4 separate regions of the Homo sapiens genome follow, and regions 2, 3 and 4 are each linked to region 1. The links are chromatin loops, found by intact Hi-C in ENCODE. Cell type or tissue: GM12878. All regions are shown on one strand. Each heading gives the region's core, and the rest is flanking DNA. Links, peaks and the distances in the headings are about the cores only. Region 1 overlaps RGL1 (ral guanine nucleotide dissociation stimulator like 1). Region 2 has its middle 73 kb from the start of RGL1. Region 3 overlaps RGL1 (ral guanine nucleotide dissociation stimulator like 1). Region 4 has its middle 31 kb from the start of APOBEC4.

Evidence for each region. Peaks named below come from ENCODE experiments on the same cell type or tissue, not always from the same donor. Only the 100,000 strongest peaks of a DNase experiment are listed, where the experiment ranks them.
Region 2: a loop joins it to region 1, with 2.2 times the contacts of the local background. A loop is called at or near these places in 7 of 110 quality-filtered maps.
Region 3: a loop joins it to region 1, with 3 times the contacts of the local background. A loop is called at or near these places in 18 of 110 quality-filtered maps.
Region 4: a loop joins it to region 1, with 2.7 times the contacts of the local background. A loop is called at or near these places in 7 of 110 quality-filtered maps.

The regions. Positions count from the first base shown.
Region 1 is chr1:183,805,670-183,811,189 of GRCh38, reverse strand. RGL1 (ral guanine nucleotide dissociation stimulator like 1) reads right to left here. Exons shown (of 18, transcript NM_001297671.3): 2 at 4,705-4,815. Among named protein-coding and RNA genes, the nearest start is that of RGL1, 3.3 kb to the right of the region's middle. RefSeq lists enhancers at 3,598-3,647, 4,391-4,450. In GM12878, for the core only: no CTCF peak of the experiment used is centred there; DNase peaks (open chromatin) are centred at 819 and 3,239; H3K4me3 peaks cover 4,906 bases; H3K27ac peaks cover 4,029 bases.
Region 2 is chr1:183,729,333-183,734,852 of GRCh38, reverse strand. It overlaps a transcript of RGL1 not described here. Among named protein-coding and RNA genes, the nearest start is that of RGL1, 73 kb to the left of the region's middle. In GM12878, for the core only: no CTCF peak of the experiment used is centred there; no DNase peak of the experiment used is centred there; H3K4me3 peaks cover 382 bases; H3K27ac peaks cover 695 bases.
Region 3 is chr1:183,895,183-183,900,702 of GRCh38, reverse strand. It overlaps RGL1 (ral guanine nucleotide dissociation stimulator like 1), which reads right to left. Exons shown (of 18, transcript NM_001297671.3): 10 at 2,806-2,895; 11 at 467-553. Among named protein-coding and RNA genes, the nearest start is that of RGL1, 93 kb to the right of the region's middle. RefSeq lists an enhancer at 2,422-2,581. In GM12878, for the core only: a CTCF peak has its summit at 2,503 (motif pointing right); a DNase peak (open chromatin) is centred at 3,012; H3K4me3 peaks cover 1,089 bases; H3K27ac peaks cover 4,850 bases.
Region 4 is chr1:183,681,946-183,687,465 of GRCh38, reverse strand. It overlaps a transcript of RGL1 not described here. Among named protein-coding and RNA genes, the nearest start is that of APOBEC4, 31 kb to the right of the region's middle. RefSeq lists an enhancer at 2,769-3,270. In GM12878, for the core only: a CTCF peak has its summit at 2,169 (motif pointing right); a DNase peak (open chromatin) is centred at 2,245.

The DNA.
Region 1 (5,520 bases), core at 398-5,397:
GTTCTCGAATGGGTGTAAGACAGCTATAATCATTACCTAATTGATTTTTCTTGCTCCCATGCCCCTTTCTTCTTCTTTGTAAGTGAACATCTTCATGTAGACTTTGTTTTAAATGAGAACCAACTATGCATTCATACTTATAAAAACAATATTAGTCCCCCAAAGAAGGATGAGGCATGACCTATTCATTCAACAAACATGTATTGAGTTTCTGCCAACTAGATGGCCATGGTTGCAAGCTTACAGTCTAATGGAAGATAACAAACAAGTAAACAGGCAATTACAACAGAGTGAGGTAAATGCACAACAGTGAGACGCAGAATGCCTCTGGAGCACACAGAAGGGACGCCTCATCCAGAGCTGGGGGATTAGAGAAGGCTCCCAGAAGTGAAATTAGCTGAAAACTCCAGGAACTGTATGCCATTTGAAGGCAACATGGATAGCAACACCATGAAAATGCCAGGTAGAGTCAATCTAAATAGAACATCCAAGTGAGAGTCAACTTCTCAATCCAGATGTGACAAATGGTTATCTTACCACAGTCCCCACATAACCCATGATTGGCCACAATTTGCCCAAATGCCACGTTCTATGACCTAATGTTTCTAGGTTCTTTTATTTCTACATATATTCAACTTTCTCCATTCTATTTCCCTCTCTTTACCAGACTCCCATCTATCTTGCATTTCAACTCAGTCCCACAAACATTTATCAAGAGCCTATGTGGGAAACGGTGTGACAAACACTGGACACAGGGCAGAAAGGCCTCAGTGCCCCACCACAAGGACTGCATGACCACAGAAGTACAGGACTAAGAAGAGCCACGTGACTAACCACTGATCATTCCACTGCCCACAAATTTTGCAGAAGTGACCTAGCACTCACAATCTTGCTTGTAAAAAAAATATCCTCACTTGGAACTTATCTTAGGCTGACATGTTTTTTGGACCCTGAGTCTGTCATATTCTGAAGACAACAGCATGAACTTCTGACACCAAAGCCCTTCCCAAACAGTTGAATTCTTTTCCTCTGTCCCTTTGAGTATTCATCCTGAAATGTTACACTTCCTGCTTCCAGAGGATACTGATATTTTCTTAACTCTTTTCTATATTATTCACTGTCCATATACAACCACAACACTGGGACCAAAGACAAATAACAAGTTTTGACACTTTGCTCTTCCAAAAATCACAAGATAAGTGAATGTCTGGGTGAAATTACTTCTTTTTTTAAGAGACAGAGTCTCACTCTCTCACTCAGGCTAGAGTGCAGTGGTGCAATCATGGCTCGCTACAGCCTTGACCACCCTGGCTCACGCGATCCTCCCACCTCAGCCTCCCAAGTAGCTGGGACTACAGGCACACACCACCACACTCAGCTAATTTTTTAATTTTATTTTTATTTTTAGTAGAGACAGGGTCTTGCTATGTTGCCCAGGCTGGTCTTGAGCTCCCAGCCTCAAGCAAATTAGCCTGCCTTGGCCTCTCAAAGTGCTGGGATTACAAGAATGAGCCACTGTGCTAGGCTCGGAATTGCTCTTTAATGTCTCTTCCAATCCTAAGATTTTTTAAATTTTGTGACATAATTGAAGTCATTTTTCTTCGAGAATTATAGGTGGGTAAAATTATCCCAGCCAAAGATGTTATTGTAAAGGGAAAATGGGTCAGTATTTCAATAATATTTGGTTTTTCAAAGTTGCCAATATAATCTCACCGTCAATGGGCAAGGATGCAGCTGCACGTACAAGTAAACTGGGCCTGGGACATACTTGGTTGTAGTTTTCCAAACACAGAGTTTTACTTTAAAAGATCAACTGAACACAGAATTTAACAGACAAAATAAAAAAGAATGACCTAAATGTTTTGGACTGTATAATACTTCACATCTGAGGATATGTAATTATTTTGCTCTCCTCCCCAAAATTGAATCTTAATTATGTTTTGAGATCTGAATACTAGAAAATACAAAAATTATGTTCCATCTTTTAGGCATCTGGAATAAGCATTACAGACACGTAACAAAGCTATGCCTATCCTCACATGCTACATAACCTCATACGTATCTTCATATCTTCAATGCACCCTGCTTTAAACCTCCAAAATGGGGAGTTTATCAGTGAGATCATAGCTTCGCAACAAATATCTCAATTTGCAGCTCAAGTTATCATTCTAGACATGAAGAAAAGAAAGTTACATCTCTCCAGTCTTGCAACATTAGGGAAAAGCACACCCAAAGCATCCTCAGTCTTTTGAGCCAATGTTCTTTTCTACTACTATGGAAACAGCCTTAAGGTCCCAGGAAATTCTTCACAACAAAGAGCCAACCATCTGGATTTGAATCTGGTGTTTACCACTTCATAGCTGTGTGACCCTGGCAAACAATTTAACCTCTCTGGGCATTAGTCTCCTCATGTTAAAAAAAAAAAAAAGAGAGAGAGAGAGATCATCACAACACCACCTTCCTCAGAAGGTTGTTGTCATATTGCAATAATTTCCTCACCTGACCCCACTCTCTAGTAACTCTGAAACTAGTTACTTTGAAGAATTTTGAAAGGGTACTGGAATACAGGAAAACAAACATGGGGAAGCCACTCAGTTCTAAAGAGAAAGGTTTGTAATTGCTATGGCTCAATGGGTTGAGTCACATTTAATTAAGTCTGGAATTTTCAAGGACAAAAACAGAACTTCCCAACAGGACACCTAAGACAAGAAAACACGTAGATTAGAGCTGGAGAGCCCCTAGGAACTTGCAATAAAGGAGTAGGCTGGTAGCAGTAAATCACACTTTGTTGAAATGGGGGCGAGGGGGACAGATTCCTCCATCAACTAGAGCCAATCTTTTCACATTATCCTCCTTCTCAGTATTTCATATCTACTGTTGAATCCAGGGTGAATTAACTCTGAACTCTGTATAAATTTGAGAACACTGAGAGAAGGGAGAGAGAAGAAAAGAAGTGAAGTCTAGTGAAGAGAACAGTCAGTGGGGATTACTAAATAACTCTGAGCATCTAAATACATGACAGTTTGTAGATGTGGGGCCTACAGAGTGAACCCCTCCATTTCCAATGACTTACTCATAACTAATGTTGTATATGGCTGAAAACTAAAACAGTCACCCAAGCAAAGTCAGTCTCATTAGAAAGAGAGGAATAACCTGATACCAAAAAAATGTAATGACCCTTTTGAAGACAACTGGTTCAGAAGTTGTGAATCATTCTGAAATAGCTAGAGGCCAAACCACATGGACGCCACATTTAAATAAAATACATACACACAACCACCAAAAACAAAGTGATGACTTGTCAGAACTCTAGTTCTGCTTTCCCTATCAGGTCTGCTAGTGATATACATAATTAATTTTAAAATCATATTCTGAGTAAGGTAGGTACTTGGTAAGTGAAGACCTCTAGTTCTCACTGGAAAGCTCCTATCTTTCCAGACCACACCTGCAGATGTCATTAACAATTTCTGGCCCTCATGGGTGATACCTTGGCCCAAAGTACAGTAGCAGGAAAGGCCTGAGCTGAAGCAGCTGGGGAAGCCCAAAGCAATGAATGCCTGTGTCAGCAGACTCATGGCAGAGGAAGTGATTGCTGCCGGCCATGGGCCACCATCCTGCCTTAAACTCCCTGGAGTTACAAGTCACACGTTACCACTACTCTTAACAGGAGGCCCTGTGCAATTTTGTGTCCTATCCTCCTTCACACTCCACCTTTGAATGCTGCTCAAAATATTCTGAATTTTCAGAGACTCCAAGCCGCTAAAGATGGGATGCAAGTGCATAAATCTTCAACACTCTGAAGCCCATCGGCTAAAATAAGGCCAGCCAGGTGAAATCACACTCCACCCCCTCTATTCAGCCAACCATTATTTTCTTTCTCAAGGCTTTTTGGGTCGCCTCTCACCGCCTGGTCTGAGAACTACTTCTCCTTCCAGATCAAGAATCCCTTCATTCTTCCACATGTTTGACATTTGCCCAAGTAGTGATCCTGTCGCTGAGCTTTCCATTTCTCATATTCGCTTTATTTGGGATGTGTTGAAGGATCTACTAGGTGATACCTACAAACTTGCATGACCTCACCCAATATTTTACAATCTCAGTGGAAAAGAGTCCTGTTTACAGAAGCAGCATTTTTCCAAAGGCCCACCACTCTACACACAAAGTAGTGGGTACTAAGCATCCATTTGCCTCCTCCCAAGATATAGAAAAGAGATCACAATAGGAAATCTACCACCCCTCAAAGGATGCAGACTTGGAATGCTCTGTCTCCTGAGCAATCTGGGTACCTCCTAGAGATATAGGAGCAAGGCAGACGCTGACAGCATCAATTGGGGGAGGGCAGAGAGAGACAAGGGTGGCTTCTGGGCAAAGCTGCTTATGGCTCTTGTCTAAGAGAGTGCTGCTCTCTGGGCCTGTATTCTGTGTGTCATTTTCTGCCACTCCACCCCCAATCTATTTGCCAAAGACCTCAAGATGTTTCTAAGAGGTTCTGAATTATTGACAAACCTAGGGAAGATGCTTTTGAAAACATTAAATACAAAAAGAGACCTGTTCAGCTAGTGCAAACACTTGGTCATTAGCATTTTCCTTTTTAAAGCGAAAAGAGGAAAAAAAAAAAAGCCTGCCTCTGTTAAATAATAATGATATTCACAGAACGACAGACACTGAAATTCCAAAGTTCACCATCTCGCCAGCTTTACTCACCCCTAGCCATCTTGCTCCTTTATTGGCAGCCTGTTGAATCTGGACTCTTTTGAGGGTGACATGGTAAACAGCTCCTTCCTCTACCTCTTCACCCCAGTCCTGAATCGAGCTCTGCCAGGGACGGGATAAAGAGAAAGAAAAAGAGTATTTTTTTCCTCTCTGCTAACCACAATCTATCCCAGCTGCCTTGCTGCTTACAACAGCACTCAGGGCACAAGATGGGCTGTTCAAAATAAATATTACAATCCGCAATACAAGACACATTTTGATAGAGGGAATGCTGAGATTTTCTTGGCTTGCAGTCCCTTCCTGTGGTATCAGGATCCCCTGACTTTTCCATTTAGTTATTTCTCCTAGACTTGCTCACATATCTTAAATAGTTTTGTTTTGAAGTCTTTCTTTTTCTTTACAAAGAAACTAGATTAGTCCTGATTAACTTGTCCCCCTTAAGTGAAAGGAAAAATAATTCTTTGTAAAAAAAAAAAAAAAAAAAAAAAAAAAAAAAAAAAAAAAAGAAAAGAAAAGAAAAAGAAAAAGAAAAAAAGAAAAGAATAAGTCTGTACTTTTTAGAGTGGCTCGGTCATTGAAGAAACCAGATTTTAAACTCAGACACAAACAAGTGTTTAAAACGCCAAGAGTCCTCACTCCTTTGGAAGTGAAGTGGTTTGCTTGTCTTTTCTCCTCATTGTTTTGGAGCCCACAAAGTTAGCGGGGGTGGAAAGTTTTTATTTCCGTAAAATAATCTGGCAAGTGCAGAAAAAGCAACACATCATCAGGCAGCTTCTACTAAAATCTGTGCAGCGACCCCCTGGATTT
Region 2 (5,520 bases), core at 192-5,191, 76 kb after region 1:
CTGAGATCACAAAAAAATATCCTTTAGCATTCTAAGAGAGATAGAGGGAATTCCAGGGGACTGCCTTTTTTATTGCCTATATTTTTATTACGATAAAAAGTTCAGTAATTATGTTGCTGGAAAGCATGAAACAAGACAAAACTGTAAATCACATGACTGTCCCAGGCTCAAATGTTTCACAATTCTGTAAACACCAGCTTTAACTGGCTGAATGAAGGCAAAATGCAAAAACCATTAGGAGAGCATCATCCAGTTCAATAGTCACAGGCTAATTTTTATCAAGTTGAAGGAAATTAAGCTGATTTAGATCATAGCAATCCTTTAGGTCTCAACAATAACAACAGCAACATTGACAACACAACCCTCTCCACCACAGTGCATTCAATATTTACTACACCAGATACTGGGCTAGCATGTTACAAGCCTCAGTTTATCCTCAGAAGCTCAAATCAAGAGAGATTATGGAATAAGCCTTAGGGTTTCTCTCCAGTTATCCTGACCCAGAGCTGTGCCCTCACCACTCCACTCCACTGCTATCCTTTAATAGTCAGTGTTCCACTTACAAAATAACATCATGTAGATGTTCAAAAATCTGAGTTCCTAGGAATCTGAGCTCTCGAAAGGATTCAGAGGTGGACTTCTCACGGGAGGAATGCAAAGATCTAGAAATGTTAGATTCACAGGGGAAAAAATCTGTTGAGTTTACCAGTTAATACACAAAATCATTTTAACTAGCTTCCGAATCGACTAGCCCTTCCACATTTCAGGTTAAAGAGCAATCTGTTCTCAATCTTTTACTTCACCATAAACAGAAATTGAATCTATTTAATTACAGTCACTTTACTAAGCCAGAGGAAAATGGAAGGTCCCAATGGGGAAAAACTCTTTCAAGAAAACACTTCTGGGAGAGCATGTAGAGTGAGCTGGCTCTAAGCCAATCCTTATCCCTTCTCACAGTCTCTAAGTAGCAAGAACACCATGATTTTCACATATACCATATACTGCCAAATATCATTCCTCCTTCATTTGATCAGATAACACCTTATCCCATTACAGAAGACCCTTTAATTAGTGTCACATAATAATGATCTAGTTAGTGTTGAAGACCAAAACACCAGTTTGCTAGATTAGCTAGGTGCAAGAAGCTTTATACACAGAGTAGCATTTTTATTCCTATCTAACTATGTTGTTCCTTCTCTGAATGGGAATAAATCCTCTGGAATGGAAATAAATCCTTGTAAGTGGTGCTAAGGACAAAGGAATTGGTCCAATACTCATCCAGCAGGGGAGAGGGCAGAAGCTATGTGCCTTAGTTAGAATGAGTTATACTACTACTGGCTCAACATGGCAAACCTTTCCCATGTGGGATCAAAGACTCAATAACCCAGATGAACACAGGAACACAGGGACAATGAAACCAAGGGGAAACCACTAGAGATGCTGCTTCCTGACGCTGCCTTTTGCATAGATCTTGTGACTTTTCCCTGATGACCTGGTGCCCAAAAGCGAATACAAAGTCAAAGCCATATCTTACAGAATCCTGAAAAACCCTCCCAAAGACTTGAGCTTGACATAACATAGTGACATTTTTATCAGTAAATTCAGTAAAAACTGTTGTGTTGGTCACGATCCATGTATACTCAAGAAGATACAATCCCTATTTTTAATGAGAGCCCCATTTGTCCTTTAGCAAACCCCGTAAGGACACTCCAACATTAAAAAAAAATTTGTTTCCATGTTTTTTTCCTCTTACTCAGAGCTCTGTGAGGGTGTACTGTACCATATAGAATGCATCCTGCATTCATAAATATATATCAGAGGAGAAGCAGCTGTTGAATTTAACCTCGATAGTCCATTAAGGATGAAACCCTCGCATTATTTTAGAGTGAACCAAAAGGTTTTAAGCCTAAATGAAGCCTTTGAGAACCAAATTCTACTCTCAAATTTCAAACGGATTTTCAAAACATGTTTAGAAACTGCTTTGCATAGCAACGGAGTCAGAGTATTTTCAACTCAGCCTATGGGAAGGACCTTACTGGGATACATTCAATGGTTACTCAATTAGAACCTATTTTTTTTCTTTAAAATTGCAAATATTCGTAGCAAAACCAAGCCTGGCTTTCTCATCAGGCCTTCACAATAGCACCAGCTGTTCATCACAGTCTTTCCAAGGGCTGCATTAAATGACTTGTGTACATCTGCGGGGCTTCTGTGTTTGATCCTAGATTATATTTTCACTAAGGTTAAGGGTTAGAGTTTTGACAGATGTGGCTGTGTTCTAATTGGCCCATTTTATCTGGCCCTTTTCCACACACATACAGTATTCGATAGCCAAGTTTGTGAAATGCCTCAATTTTGATACTAACAAATGAGGGGTGGATGGAATGTAGGGCTTGAGCACTCGGTTGGGTGTCGGCTTTAGTTTCAGAGTCCATATGAAATCCATGCCAACATCTGTCTGGGGGGAAAGAGGATCATTTCATTCCATGTTACCATTTCATTCCAACTGGGTTACAGTTTCTTTTCTCTTCCTTTTATTCTTCCCTCCTTAAACTTTTACAGGACTTTCCATTTTTTTCATTGCCACAGATTGACCTTGCTATTTCCCATAAACCAAAGTGTAAACTTGAACTAAGATTGTATCTTGCGTTCTGACACCTTAGCACAACAGCAATCATGCAAATATAAGATTTAGCATTCCTGACTTTCTAGCTGGAGGGTTAGTGGGCCAATCTGACTGACTATAACAAGATGGCAAATTTGCAGGGACATGACGTGTAGTTTCCTTAAATCTCACCTAGCACCATGCTGTCACAGGAAGGAAGAAGTCCCTAAAGTTTTACGTAGCTATAGCCTAATTATTGTGCGAGGTGTGTATGGGGCAGGGCGAAACAAAGATAAGTTAAGCCTGTGTTCTCCACTAATTGGCCCTTGAGCTGGGAGTTCTTAATCTCAATTCCTGGGAAGTCTACAATCGTATGAGAAGAAAGAGATACATTTCAAAATGATAGATTATATTTCAAACTGACAGGATAGGTGTTAGAAGAGAGAAATACACAAGTGTATTACACTGAGAGCTCTTTGAGGTAAGTATTAATTCCCCATCCAGATGAAACTGAAGCTCAGAGAAATTAAGTGAATTGCCCAAGGTCACAGAGCAGGGTCCAAATTTGAAAACAGATCTGTCTGACTTAGAACAAAGCTTTCATTTTCATTTTGTCATGGCCTTTCAAAATTTTCACAGAATTGTGGCCATGTTACTATTTGGCTTTGTAACTTTAATGCTTAAGGAGAAACACTAACTCTCTGTAATAAGGTAGCAGGGGAAAGGCCAAGAGGGTTATCTGAAATTGTGCTTCCTTATCTGTGCTACCTTTTCTACCAAAGCTGAGAGTCAGTTTCTTCTACCTCCCTTCATATTCTATTTTATCAGCTCCTCCACATTCTCTAGTGCCTATCACACTTCCTCTGCCCTGCCCTTCAAGAGCTAAATAATTATTCCACTACTAAAAAGAAGTGGCAGAAAACAGAAGCAAAAATTGGACAGTCAGTTATTTCACTTCTTATTCACATATGTAAATTTTTGCCACAGAAATATGGTAACCTGTAAGTCTAGTTATTTTTAAGCCTTCTTTAAAACAACATATGGAATCTATTATAATATTCAATGACTTCACTTTTGCTTCTGCTCTAGAGATTGATGGGTTTATGATTTATAGCTCAAGTGAATTCAATTCTCAGGTTCATTGCTCCAATTTTGGTTGACATTGTTTCTGGATACCACAAAGATATTAATTGTTAACTTCATTGTGTACTGAAAAATGACTTATACACTTGCAAAACTTAAGTGGACTCAGAGTTACAACTTCTATGCACCCACTCCATTTGTCCACTTCAGACGGGACAAAAAGAAAGTGTGTTTTACTCTTTTGTGTGCCCTTAAAAGGAATTCGAGGCTTGTTACTTTGAAAGCATAATATCATGAACAGGATGAAGTATAGTGAAATTAGATCCAAATAGTTTTGAGGTCTTACCTGAGAAATAAGTACATTGATTAAGTCAGCCTAGAAATCTGTCAACAGCCTGCCTGGGTGAAGGTTGATTAAATCTCTCCCTCCTTCCCTGTTTCATTGCCACAGACCTCCAGAGTTGTTTAGATTCTACTCTAGTTCCTACTGGACCAATTAGTCAAAATTATGTTCTGTACTCTCCAAATTAAAATCTGGCAACACTAGCCTTCCATGTATAATGGACTGTCATAGTTGGTTTCCTGTAACCACAGAGGAAATTGAAATAGAAAGGCAGGGGCTTAGATACATTCAAGCAGTACATTAGCAGTGACATCAATTTTAAATATAAGAGTCCCTGACGCTTTAGTCTGAGCCACTGAGCCAACCTAACACACTCACTCCATTATCTCAGAGAGGGGAGGTAGTGAGTTTTGTGGTCCTCTGAAAGAGACCTGTGGCCGAAACACACCATGTTAGCACCTTCCTCTGGGTCCAGCTTGGGACTTCTAGGAGGGAACCCTGGCTCTTGGTCTTAGCCAGTATTTAAGTGGGAAGTTGCTTTGTATTACAGCCAAGAGTCACAGGAATGCCTGACACAGTGCCCAATATGGAACAGGCTTTATACTATGGAGAAATTGTCAACACCTTTATAATGTTTCCCTTTACTGACTCCAAGATGTTGCCCCTCAAAAACAGCAACTACTACATACAAGCACAATTTTAATGAGGGATAGTTTACATATCTCATGTTAAGGGTATATTCTATGACTTTTGACAAATAGTATACACCCATGTTACCACTGCTAAAGTCAAGATTAGAACATTTCCATTACTTCAAAAGATCATTCTCTTAAGCCCCTTCCCAGCCGATCTCACCCTATCACTGGCCCCGGGCAACCATGAACCTGCTTTCTGTAAATATATGTTAAGTTTTTCTTTTCTAGAGGTTTATATTGAATATCATACAATACCTACTTTTTTTTCGGTCTTCTTTCACTTACCACATTTATTTTGAGATTCATCTATGTTGGTACATGTTTAAATAGTTTGTCCTTTTCAGTACTAAGTAGTATTCCATTGTTAAACATTTTATTTATACATTCACCTGCTGATGGACATTTGTGTTGTTTCCAGTTTGGGTTACTTTAAATAAAGTGAAAGAACACTTGTGTACAACTCTTTTTGTGGACACATGCTTTCATTTCTCTTGGATAAACACCTAAGAGTAGAATTGCTGAATCTTATGGTAAATCTATGTTTAACTTTATAAGAAACTGCCAAAACTGTTTTCCAAAGTGGTTGTACAATTTTATATTCCCATAAGCGGTGTATGCAGGAAAATCTCAGTGGTTTCATATCCTCATCAACAGTTAGTATTTGGGGTCCTTTTAATTTTAGCCACTCTAATGTTCTAACGGATGTGTAGTGATATCACATTGTGGTTGTAATTTTCATTTCCCTAATGATGAATGATATTGAGCATCTAGTCATGGATATATTGGCTATCTGT
Region 3 (5,520 bases), core at 317-5,316, 90 kb before region 1:
GAAACCCTGTTTCTACTAAAAATACAAAAAATTAGCTGGGCGTGGTGGTGCACGCCTGTAATCCCAGCTACTTGGGAGGCTGAGGCAGGAGAATTGCTTGAACCCGAGAGGCAGAGATTGCAGTGAGCCAAGATCGTGCCATTGCACTCCAGCTTGGACAACAAGAGCAAAACTCCATCTCAAAAAAATAATAATAATTGTCATCTCCCATGTTCTCTCAATGCATTTGTTTGAATTTCGATTATTACTATCGTTCACTGCTTATTTTGATATATTAATTACTTCCACTGGATTTTGAGCCACTTCTGGTGTTAGTCTTTGGTGTTATTCTTTGTATTCCTCCTAACAGCTAGCACAATGCCATGTACTTTTGGACCTTCAAAAGATACTAAGAGAAGTTAACTACTCTTTAGGGTATCCAGTGGGAAGGCTGCAGGCCCGATCACACCACCCACATGGAACTCACCTCGATGTAGTCCTGAAGGGCAGTGTCAAGCATGGTCAGGTCAGTCAGGAAGGTGCCCAGGTAGGGCACAGTTCCCTGCATCACACCCTGAAGAGCATCCAAAGCAAAACTGTCTTTATTGTCATTGAAAAGTTGAGGGGTTTTAGGAATCTTCAAGCTGGAGCAAATGGATGTATTCAAGGCCTAACTGCGGGCCAGTGGTGCTAACCTCCATGAATAACATTTTTTAAATTTCTACACAAATAGGATAGAAACTCCATGATCTAATATCTAACTTGTGAAATCATGAAAACCAAGCCTCAAAGCCAGGAGATCATACACATCTGTTCAAAAGTGTTGACTGTGGGGTTTATGTTTTGCTTTGGCTCAAGTGAGAAGGATGTCTGTTCTCTTTCAGAGCATGGGGACATTCCTGGTAGTTGGGGATGGCACTGGATAGTCATTGCCTCACCATTGGCTGTTGTACACAGAGAAGTATGTACCACAAAAGCATGGGGCATCACTATTAATATAACCCCTTGGGCTAGACTTGGTGACTAACTCTCAAATAATAGAGGAGGGAAAGAGAAAAACAGTAACTTCTGAGGAAGAACCTGGCAAACTCTTCCTTAACCAAGTAATAAAGATCAACATCATTCGTGTCACCATCAACATGACACCAGATGTCACGCTGAAACCATTCATTCACTCCTTGATGTGATGTGATGAGAAGGGCACTTTACTCTGTGATATTCTTTCTAAAAATCCAGAAGCTCAGTCTAATCACTAGAAAACAGCAGACAACCTCAAACTGTGGAACATTCTACAGAATACCTGGATAGACCCCTTAAGACAACCAAGGTCATAAAAAACAGTCAAGAAAACACTGTCGTAGACCTGAAGAGACAGGGGTGACAGACAACAAAATGCAGTTGGTATGCCGGATTGGGTCCTGGAACAGATAAGAAGATACTAGTGGAAAACTGGTGAAATCCAAACAAAGTCTAGATTTTAGTTAATAGTATTATGCCAGTGTCAGTTTCTTAGTATTGACAAATGTGCTATGGTTTTAGAAGATGTTAACAATGAGGGAAACTGCACTTCTAGCTTTGCAGCTTTTCTGTAAATCTAAACTTATTCCAGAATAAAAAGTTGGAAATGAAGGTGGAGGCACTTCTACCTACAACTGCAGGGATACACTATATTCATTTCACTAAATCTCCTTTAAAATCATCTCTCTTCTTCAGTAAGCCACCAAGGCACTAAACATCCTAAAGGAAAAGTAAAAAGCGGTCCCCATGGATCCCTTATCCTAAATCTCATCAAGCCAATTCTGGAAATTTTGGCAGAACACAAAGCCTCAAACAGGGTAAAGCCAGGCTGCTTGACATGAGGCTGGCTGCTTCCTCAGCCAGAACTGCTTTGTGAGGTTCATACCAAGGAGGGTTTTGTCCTTCAGGAACTCACTGTCAGCTGCAGTGTGTCCTTCCCATTCTGTGTACAAGGTCTCATCCTGTACTAAAATAATCTATTTTTTTGGTAACAGCTATTTTTAGCTTGTCTTTGAACAACCAAAAAAGTTTGTAACACTGTGAATGTTTTATAGGCTTCATGTTGCGGAAGAGTCCTATCATTCAAAAACATTTCTTACTTACGTTGAGCTTTCCAAAGAAAGAGAAAACCCTCTTAAAGCAGAATATTTAGAGTTTGTCAGTCTCTAATCTCCTCCCTCTGGTCTTCCACACTTTATGCTAACAGTCAGAAGTTTAAAATGAAGCTAAAGTTGATAATACCTATCTTTCAGTCTTCAGGAGGGAGGCATGATGCTCCTTTAAATATTGAAAAACTATAAAGATTTGGTTAGCCTTGGGATTAGTAAGGAGAGCTGGGCAATGGCTAGATTAGAACAAATGAAAAGATCTCTGAGTACAAGGACCAGGGCCCTGTGGAGAAGACACTCTTTCTCCTTGGTCACCATGTATCAGAAGCTGACTACAGTAGGAAGCTCAGGAGGCCCTCAGGCCAAGGTGGAGCAGCTTCTAAGTGCAGGAGGGGGCGGAAGAGACTGCAAGAGGGAGGAAGTCGACCTGCTGTAGACTCCCCCTCACCTTCAGAAAACAACTTTGCCAGAAAACAGGATTTGCCACCCAGTGCTTACTTCCTACTAGTTGAATGAGGGTAATCATCTCTCTCCTATAGACCTCCCAGGGCTGCTGAGAACAAATGGGGTAGAGAATGGGAGACCCTTTCTGAAAGCCTGGGTGCCCTGTTGACTGAAGGTGCCAGTGCCATGTGGGAGCCCAGACGCACACGGCCCTTCTCCTCTGTGAGCTGTCAGGGAAGACGAGGGCCAGACATACCATGTCCTTCTGGAGCTGCAGCCGCCTCTGGGTACGCTTCTGGTTTTCTTTCACACTGCTGTCCAGGTTTGCAAATTTTGAGGTTCCTTCCTGAGAAACAGAAATGCACACAGAGGGAATTGATACAGGATGCCACAATGGTAAGAAGTAAAGAGGCATCTAGTTTCTCGCACACAACCCTGCATAACTCTCGCTCGGAACACCATGCAAAATGAAGAGGCCTCCAGCAGGCTCTCACGATGTATATTATGCAAATACTTGGCTGGCTTGTTGCAAGTTGCCTATTTATAACGAGGCTGGTGGACTTGGATTTTCTTGTTCTTCCCCCAACTTTGTTTTTTTTTTTTTTGAGACGAAGTCTCACTCTGCTGGGAAGGCTGGAGTGCAGTGGCGCAATCTCAGCTCACTGCAACCTCTGCCTCCCAGGTTCAAGTGATTCTCCTGCCTCAGCCTCCCGAGTAGCTGGGATTAGAGGAATGCGCCACCACCTGGCTAATTTTTATATTTTATTTTATTTTTTGTTTTTAGTAGAGATGGGGTTTCGCCATGTTGGCCAGGCTGGTCTTGAACTCCTGATCTCAGATCATCCACCTGCCTCAGCTTCCCCAAGTGCTGGGATTACAGGCATGAGCCAGCCACCACACCTGGCCTTCCCCTTACTTTGTAAGAAGATCACCTGATTTGGTTATGAAAGCAATCATCAATACAAGCCAGGCAATTCTCATAAATGAAGACATTTTTACAGATCCCAAATTAAACTCAAAGTAATCAGATATCCTGAAAACAAAGATCGACTTCCTCAGTACATTTTGTGATTTCTCGATCTTGGCCTGAAATGGATGTGCCAGCATTCTGTGAAAGAAAGGGACTACTTCTGTAGCATTTCTTAGCTAAATGAAACTTTTGCACCGGAAGTTTTCTGAGGAAGTCCAATATTGTACTACATGACCAATCCATAAAAGTCGAACTTTCACACATCCCCAGCCCCCAGTCAGTTCTTCTAAATTGCCTCTCAGGTTTGGAACTCTTACAAATCAATCCTTCCTCCTGGTGCCTGAGGACACATGGCTACCCTTTCTCTCCTCCTGTCTATTGTAACAACAAACTCTTCTATATAATGAGTAATCATGAGTTTGCTGACTGAACATTAAGTGCTTTTGCGGTTTTGGGGTCTTGTTAAGTTCTCATTTTCCAGGAACTGCATGAATGGGGGGGTAAATTGCACAATTCAGTAGTATATAACTTCTACACTAGTTTTTCCTTAGTCACTTTTCCTGAGATTTATGTATTACCATAGCACGTGACCTTCCACTACTGTACAACCACAAAAGGGTTTTTTTCAGTGGCTTGGCCTTGCTGATAGTGATAGAGCATCAACATGTTCCATCTCTCAGCCTTAACTCAGGTCCCAGGTACACTACTGGGACAGAACCCACAGTGACTCATTACCTATTTAAGTTCTTCCCATCACAAATGATAATAAAGAGAGCCACTATTTAATGATCTCCCATTCATAGTTTTTCACAGGGATGAATGAAAATAGCCTATACTGGACATGGCGGCATGCGCCTGTAATCCTAGCTACTCAGAAGGCTGAGGCAGGAGGGTCGCTTGAGCCCAGGAGTTCAAGTCCAACTTGAGCAACATAGTGAGACCCCACCTCTAAAAAAAAGAAAGCAGCCTAATATGCGCCTTTCCTGTGCTAGATAGTTGTGAGTCCTCCGAAATTCTTGAGAATTTGCTTAGAGTGAGAAATCAATTATGTCTGACTTGAATAAGAGTGCCCACCTCTTTCCGGTGTGTAGGTCCTTCTGGTCTCCCTCCAGTATGTCAGTTATGGGCAGAGGAATAATGTATCATAAGTTATTGTAGACATGGCTAAAATTCCTAAAGAGAATTTCTGAAAAGTTCAAAGGCTCCTAAGAATCACAGAATAACAGAGGTGAAAGGGATCTCAAAAGAGCACTTAAGACAACCTCCTCATTAGATAGGAGAGAGAAACGCCTGAGATGGGGAGCTACAAGACTTGTTGATTCCATGACTTTATGATTTCATGAGAATGAGATTCCATCCCTGCTAGAGATCTAAAAAGACCGACGAGTCCCTATTATTCCAAATGAGGTGTCAACTGAAAATCCACTTACCTGCCACATCCAGCAGTTTCAGTTTTTCCTTCCTCAGCCCCAAATCTCCTACTCTGCAATGTCGCACAACACCAATCCCTTGAACCTTCTTGAAAGTTTTCATAGGTTTTTGTGACTGTATCACTCATTCTCTCCCCCTGCCTCCTCTGCTGTTCTCATATTCTCTTAGTGATTCTTCTTTTTGTCAAAGTTATCCTCTTGTTTTCTGCTGTACTCATGTCTTTGGAAATACTATCCAATCTCATGATTTTAATCATCACCTATGTTTGGATAAATGCCAAATCTCCCTCTTCCTCCATCAATCTCCTTCTCCCTCTCTCTCTCCTTTTATCTCCCCCTCTGCCCTTCTCTTCCCTCTCCGTCTCTTAGTGCAAATGGCTTGCTTAAGTCTCACCTTTTCTTTATAACCATCTTTAGCAGAGTTCAGCTACCCTCATCCATGCTGTTCTTGGGCTTCAGAGGGCCCTCTTCTACTAGGTCTAGATGGAACTTGTCTACTGGACTCTGGATCCATCTCCATAAATGTTGGTTAACTTAAGCTCAGTAGCTACCAGCAATTATAGCTCAGAAC
Region 4 (5,520 bases), core at 219-5,218, 120 kb after region 1:
CATTATTAAATAAAAGTTTTTCAGTTCTTTCAACGCTATACAAAACAGCGCTGAGAAAACCAGCAAAGGAATAATTTTCCTGAATTCCCAACTACTGAACAAGCACCAGACTTCTTCTATTAATTAATTTGTTTGTTTACAGGTTCAACACGAAACCTACCTGCCAGCAGTGTTCTAGGTCTTGGGGATTCAGTGGTGACAAGATAAAAGTTTCTGCCTTGCAGAGCTTACATTCTAGAAGGAAAGTAAGACAGACAATAGATCCAAAAGCCAATAATACCAGATATTGTTAAATATAATGAAAAAAATAAAAAGGTAATAGAATAGCACATAATGGTGATGACAGACAGAGGGGAAGCAGGAAAACCAATTGGGATGTGATTATGTTAGCCTAGGTAAGAGATGAACTTATGTTAGGGAAACGTAGTTAGAATCAGCATGTGCTGATGGATTGATGTCACGCTTGAAGAAGAGAAAAACCAAAGGTTATTCCAAGGTTTGTGCTTAGGCAAATGGATAGCTAATGATGCCAATAGCTAAAATGGAGAAGTCTTTGGGAGAAAAAAGGTAGCGGTGAGGACATCAAGCATTCTCTTTATTGCCAAGTCAAGGTTTGAGATGGCACTGAGGCGGAGATGTATTTTTTTAAATTGCATATACAAGTCTGATGCTCAGGGGGGAAGGCAGGGCTAAAGATACAAATTTGAGAGTCATCTCAAATACAGATGGTATTTAAAGTCATGGGACCAGAAGAATTCACCTAGGTACAGGTATAATCAGAAGGGATTTAAATCGTGGCTAGTCACATGTTAGCTAACTTGGGCAAAGTCATTAAGCTTTCTACAACCTTTCTATGCATGGTTAATGTATATCTGAACATGCTAGGAAATCTGTATAGCACTACAGAGTGTTGTCATCCAGTGCCCAATAAATCCAACACTGCAGGAAGTGAGAAACAGCAAAACTAGGAATAAAAATCAAAATTTCCTATCAGGGTAATGAAATTCCCAGTTATCTTAGCAGACAAAAAAAACATATTGTCAGCAAATTTTCTGGAAGAAAGTGCCACTGAGGGAAATGAAGATGGGGTGCCCCTACCTCTGACCAACTGAAAAGAGAAAATATTTTTATTAATAAATGCAGCAACTGAAAATAATACACCAGACTGTAAATGGTGATTATTTCCAGGGGTTAAGTTTATCAGGAATGATTACTTTAATATCTGAACTTGCATCATGAACATATATTACTTTTATAATTTGAAAAAGAAAGTGACACAAAAGGGCAATAAAATAAAGAGGAATGACTTCTGAAAATAATGTTGATTCGGCATGACATATATAACTAATGAAAAAAATAGTAACCCATGAACTATTTTCAAGATGATCCAGTGTGAGACTTGGAATTACCAATGGATTACTAATACTGGTCTAGTTAGTGATTTGTGCTAAACTCTCTAAACTAATATGTGTTGATAACGTAAAAAGCAAAATATGAATTGAATAAATATTTTTGCAAGGTGCTGGGGATTTTAAATGTAATTATTCTAGAAACTACAATGGTCCCACGTATTTAACTATCACAGACTTGGAACTAATGAATAGGTAAACATTATTTTTTCCAGTTGGATTCATCAATATTTGTTAACTGTTGAAAAGAATTTTCAAAAGCAGCAGACAAGCTAAAGAACACAAAATTACTGTATTACCACATGTTAGGTCTGAAGGAAACAGGATTATTATCTGATCATATACTTGCCATGCTTTGACTTATCTATAGCTGCTTACCTTATTATGTTATAGATATATCCAATTTAACCTATAATACTAGGTTTTATTACACATTAGAGCTGCTGCTAGAGAAAATGTTTCATGTACTATAATCTTTTTGAAATTATAACTGTAGTTTTTAATATTACATACAGTAACATTTAATGTAATTGTATGTAACATTAAAAGCTCAACATTAAAAGGTCTTGTAGAAAACTGTAGTCTTTGCCACATTTGTAAAGGAAGAACCTCCTCTGATTATATAAACCCAAAGTCTTAAAATGGTGAGAAATACCTTTTACATTCTATGTAAATCACTGAGCATAGAGTAGAATTTCTTAGTCTCCCAGATCCCATGCGGGTGCCTCTAATTGTAATTCAAGGTATTTACCACAAGATGGCACTGCTGATCCTATTCATAACCAGGCTGCTGGCGTTTCCTTTCCATGTTTCACACTAAGCTTAAGAATCTTTGTTATTAGCAAAATTAAAGTTCTTGAGTTAAAGAACGTTTAAGCATTTTAAATAGGAAAAAAAAAGCCAATGTAGAATGTTCTGTACTGTATACATTTCTCCAATTTCCATTACTCTAAATCAAGTGGTCAAGATAAAGTTTTAAATATATAACTACATATAAAAATAAATGTAAATAGAAGATGGCCAAATAAAAACAGCTCTGGTCTGTAGCTTCCAGCAAGATCAACGCAGAAGGCGGGTGATTTTCTGCATTTCCAACTGAGATACCTAGCTCATCTCACTGGGACTGGTTAGACAGTGGGTGCAGCCCATGGAGGGTGAGCCGAAGCAGGGTGGGGGCGTCCTCTCAACCAGGAAGCACAAGTGATCAGGGAACTCCTTCCCCTAGCCAAGGGAAGCTGTGAGGGACTGTGCCATGAGGGACAGTGCACTCTGGCCCAGACACTACGCTTTTCCCATGGTCTTCGGAACCCACAGACCAGGAGATTCCCTCGGGTCCCTACACCACCAGGGCCCTGGGTTTCAAGCACAAAACTGGGCAGCCATTTGAGCAGACACCAAGCTAGCTGCAGAAGTTTTTTTCATACCCCAGTGGCGCCTGGAACACCAGTGAGACAGAACGGTTCACTCCCCTGGAAAGGGGGCTGAAGCCAGGGAGGCAAATGGTCTAGCTCAGTGGATCCCACCCCCATGAAGCCCAGAAAGCTAAGATCCACTGGCATAAAATTCTTGCTGCCAGCACAGCAGTCTGGAGTCGACCTGGGACGCTCGAGCTTGGTGGAAGGAGGGGCAGCACAGAGGCCTGTTAGAAGGAAAACTAACAAACAGAAAGGAATAGCATAAACATCAACAAAAAGGTCATCCACACAAAAACCCCATCCAAAGTCACCAGCATCAAAGACCAAAGCTGGATAAATCCATGAAGATGAGGAAAAACCAGCACAAAAAGGCTAAAAGTTCCAAAAACCAGAATGCCTCTTCTCCTCCAGAGGATCACAACTCCTCGCCAGCAAGGGAACAAAACTGGATGGAGAATGAGTTTAATGAATTGACAGAAGTAGGCTTCAGAAGGTGGGTAATAACAAACTCCTCCAAGCTAAAGGAACATGTTCTAATCCAATGCAAGGAAGCTAAGAACCTTGAAAAAAGGTTAGAGGAATTGCTAACTAGAATAACCAGTTTAGAGAAGAACATAAATGACCTGATGGAGCTGAAAAACACAGCACGAGAACTTTGTGAAGCATACACAAGTATCAATAGCCAAATTGAACAAGCGGAAGAAAGGATATCAGAGAGTGAAGATCAACTTAATGAAATAAAGTGTGAAGACAAGATTAGAGAAAACAGAATGAAAAGGAACAGACAAAGCCTCCAAGAAATATGGGACTATGTGAAAAGACCAAACCTACATTTGATTGGTGTACCTGAAAGTGACAGGGAGAATGGAATCAAGTTGGAAAACACTCTTCAGGATATTAGCCAGGAGAACTTCCCCAAACTAGCAAGACAGGCTAACATTCAAACTCAGGAAATACAGAGAACACCACAAAGACACTCCTCGAGAAGAGCAACCCCAAGACACATAATCGTCACATTCACCAAGGTTGAAACAAAGGAAAAATTTTTAAGGGCAACCAGAAAGAAAGGTCGGGTTACCCACAAAGGGAAGCCCATCAGACTAACAGTGGATCTCTTGGGTGAAACTCTACAAGCCAGAAAAGAGTGGGGACCAATATTCAACATTCTTAAAGAAAAGAATTTTCAACCCAGAATTTCATATCCAGCCAAACTAAGCTTCATAAGCAAAGGAGAAATAAAATCCTTTACAGACAATCAAATGCTGAGAGATTTTGTCACCACCAGGCCTCCCTTACAAGAGCTCCTGAAGGAAGCACTAAATATGGAAAAACTGGTACCTCCCACTGCAAAAACATACCAAATTGTAAAGACCATCAACACTATGAAGAAACTGCATCAACTAATGGGCAAAATAACCACCTAGCATCATTATGACAGAATCAAATTCACACATAACAATATTAACCGTAAATGTAAATGGGCTAAATGCCCCAATTAAAAGACACAGACTGGCAAATTGGATAGAGTCAAGACCCATCAGTGTGCTGTATTCAAGAGACCCATCTCACATGCAGAAACACACATAGGCTCAAAATAAAGGGATGGAGAAATATATACCAAGCAAATGGAAAGCAAAAAAAAAAAGAAGGGGTTGCAATCCTCGTCTCTGATAAAACAGACTTTAAACCAACAAAGATCAACAAAGACAAAGAAGGGCATTACATTATAATAAAGGGATCAATGCAACAAGAAGAGCTAACTATCCTAAATATATACGCACCCAATACAAGAGCACCTAGATTTATAAAGAAAGTTACCAGAGACCTACAAAAGAAACTTAGACTCCCACACAATAATAGTGGGAGAACTTAACACCCCACCGTCAATCTTAGACAGATCAATGAGACAGAAAATTAACAAGTATATTCAGGACTTGAACTCAGCTCTGGACCAAGCACATCTAATAGACGTCTACAGAACTCTCCACCCCAAATCAACAGAATATACATTCTTCTCAGCACCTCATCGCACTTATTCCAAAATTGACCACATAATTCAAAGTAAAACACTCCTCAGCAAATGCAAAAGAACAGAAATCATAAAAAACAGTCTCTCAGAACACAGTGCAATCAAATTAGAACTCAGGATTAAGAAACTCACTCAAAAGCGCACAACTACAAGGAAACTGAACAATCTGCTCCTGAATGACTACTGGGTAAATAACAAAATGAAGGCAGAAATAAAGATGTTCTTTGAAATCAATGAGAACCAAGACAACGTACCAGAATCTCTGGGACACATTTAAAGCAATGTGTAGAGGGAAATTAATAGCACTAAATGCCCACAGGAGAAACCAGGAAAGATCTAAAATTGACACACTAACATCACAATTAAAAGAACTAGAGAAGCAGGAGCAAACAAATTCAAAAGCTAGCAGAAAACAAGAAATAACTAAGACCAGAGCAGAACTCAAGGAGATAGAGACACAAAAAACCCTTCAAAAAAATCAATGAATCCAGGAGCTGGTTTTTTGAAAAGATTAACAAAATAAATAGACCACTAGCCAGACTATTAAAGAATAAAATAGAGAAGAATCAAATAGACACAATAGAAAATGATAAAGGGGATATCACCACTGATCTCACAGAAATACAAACTACCATCAGAGAATACTATAAACACCTCTACACAAATA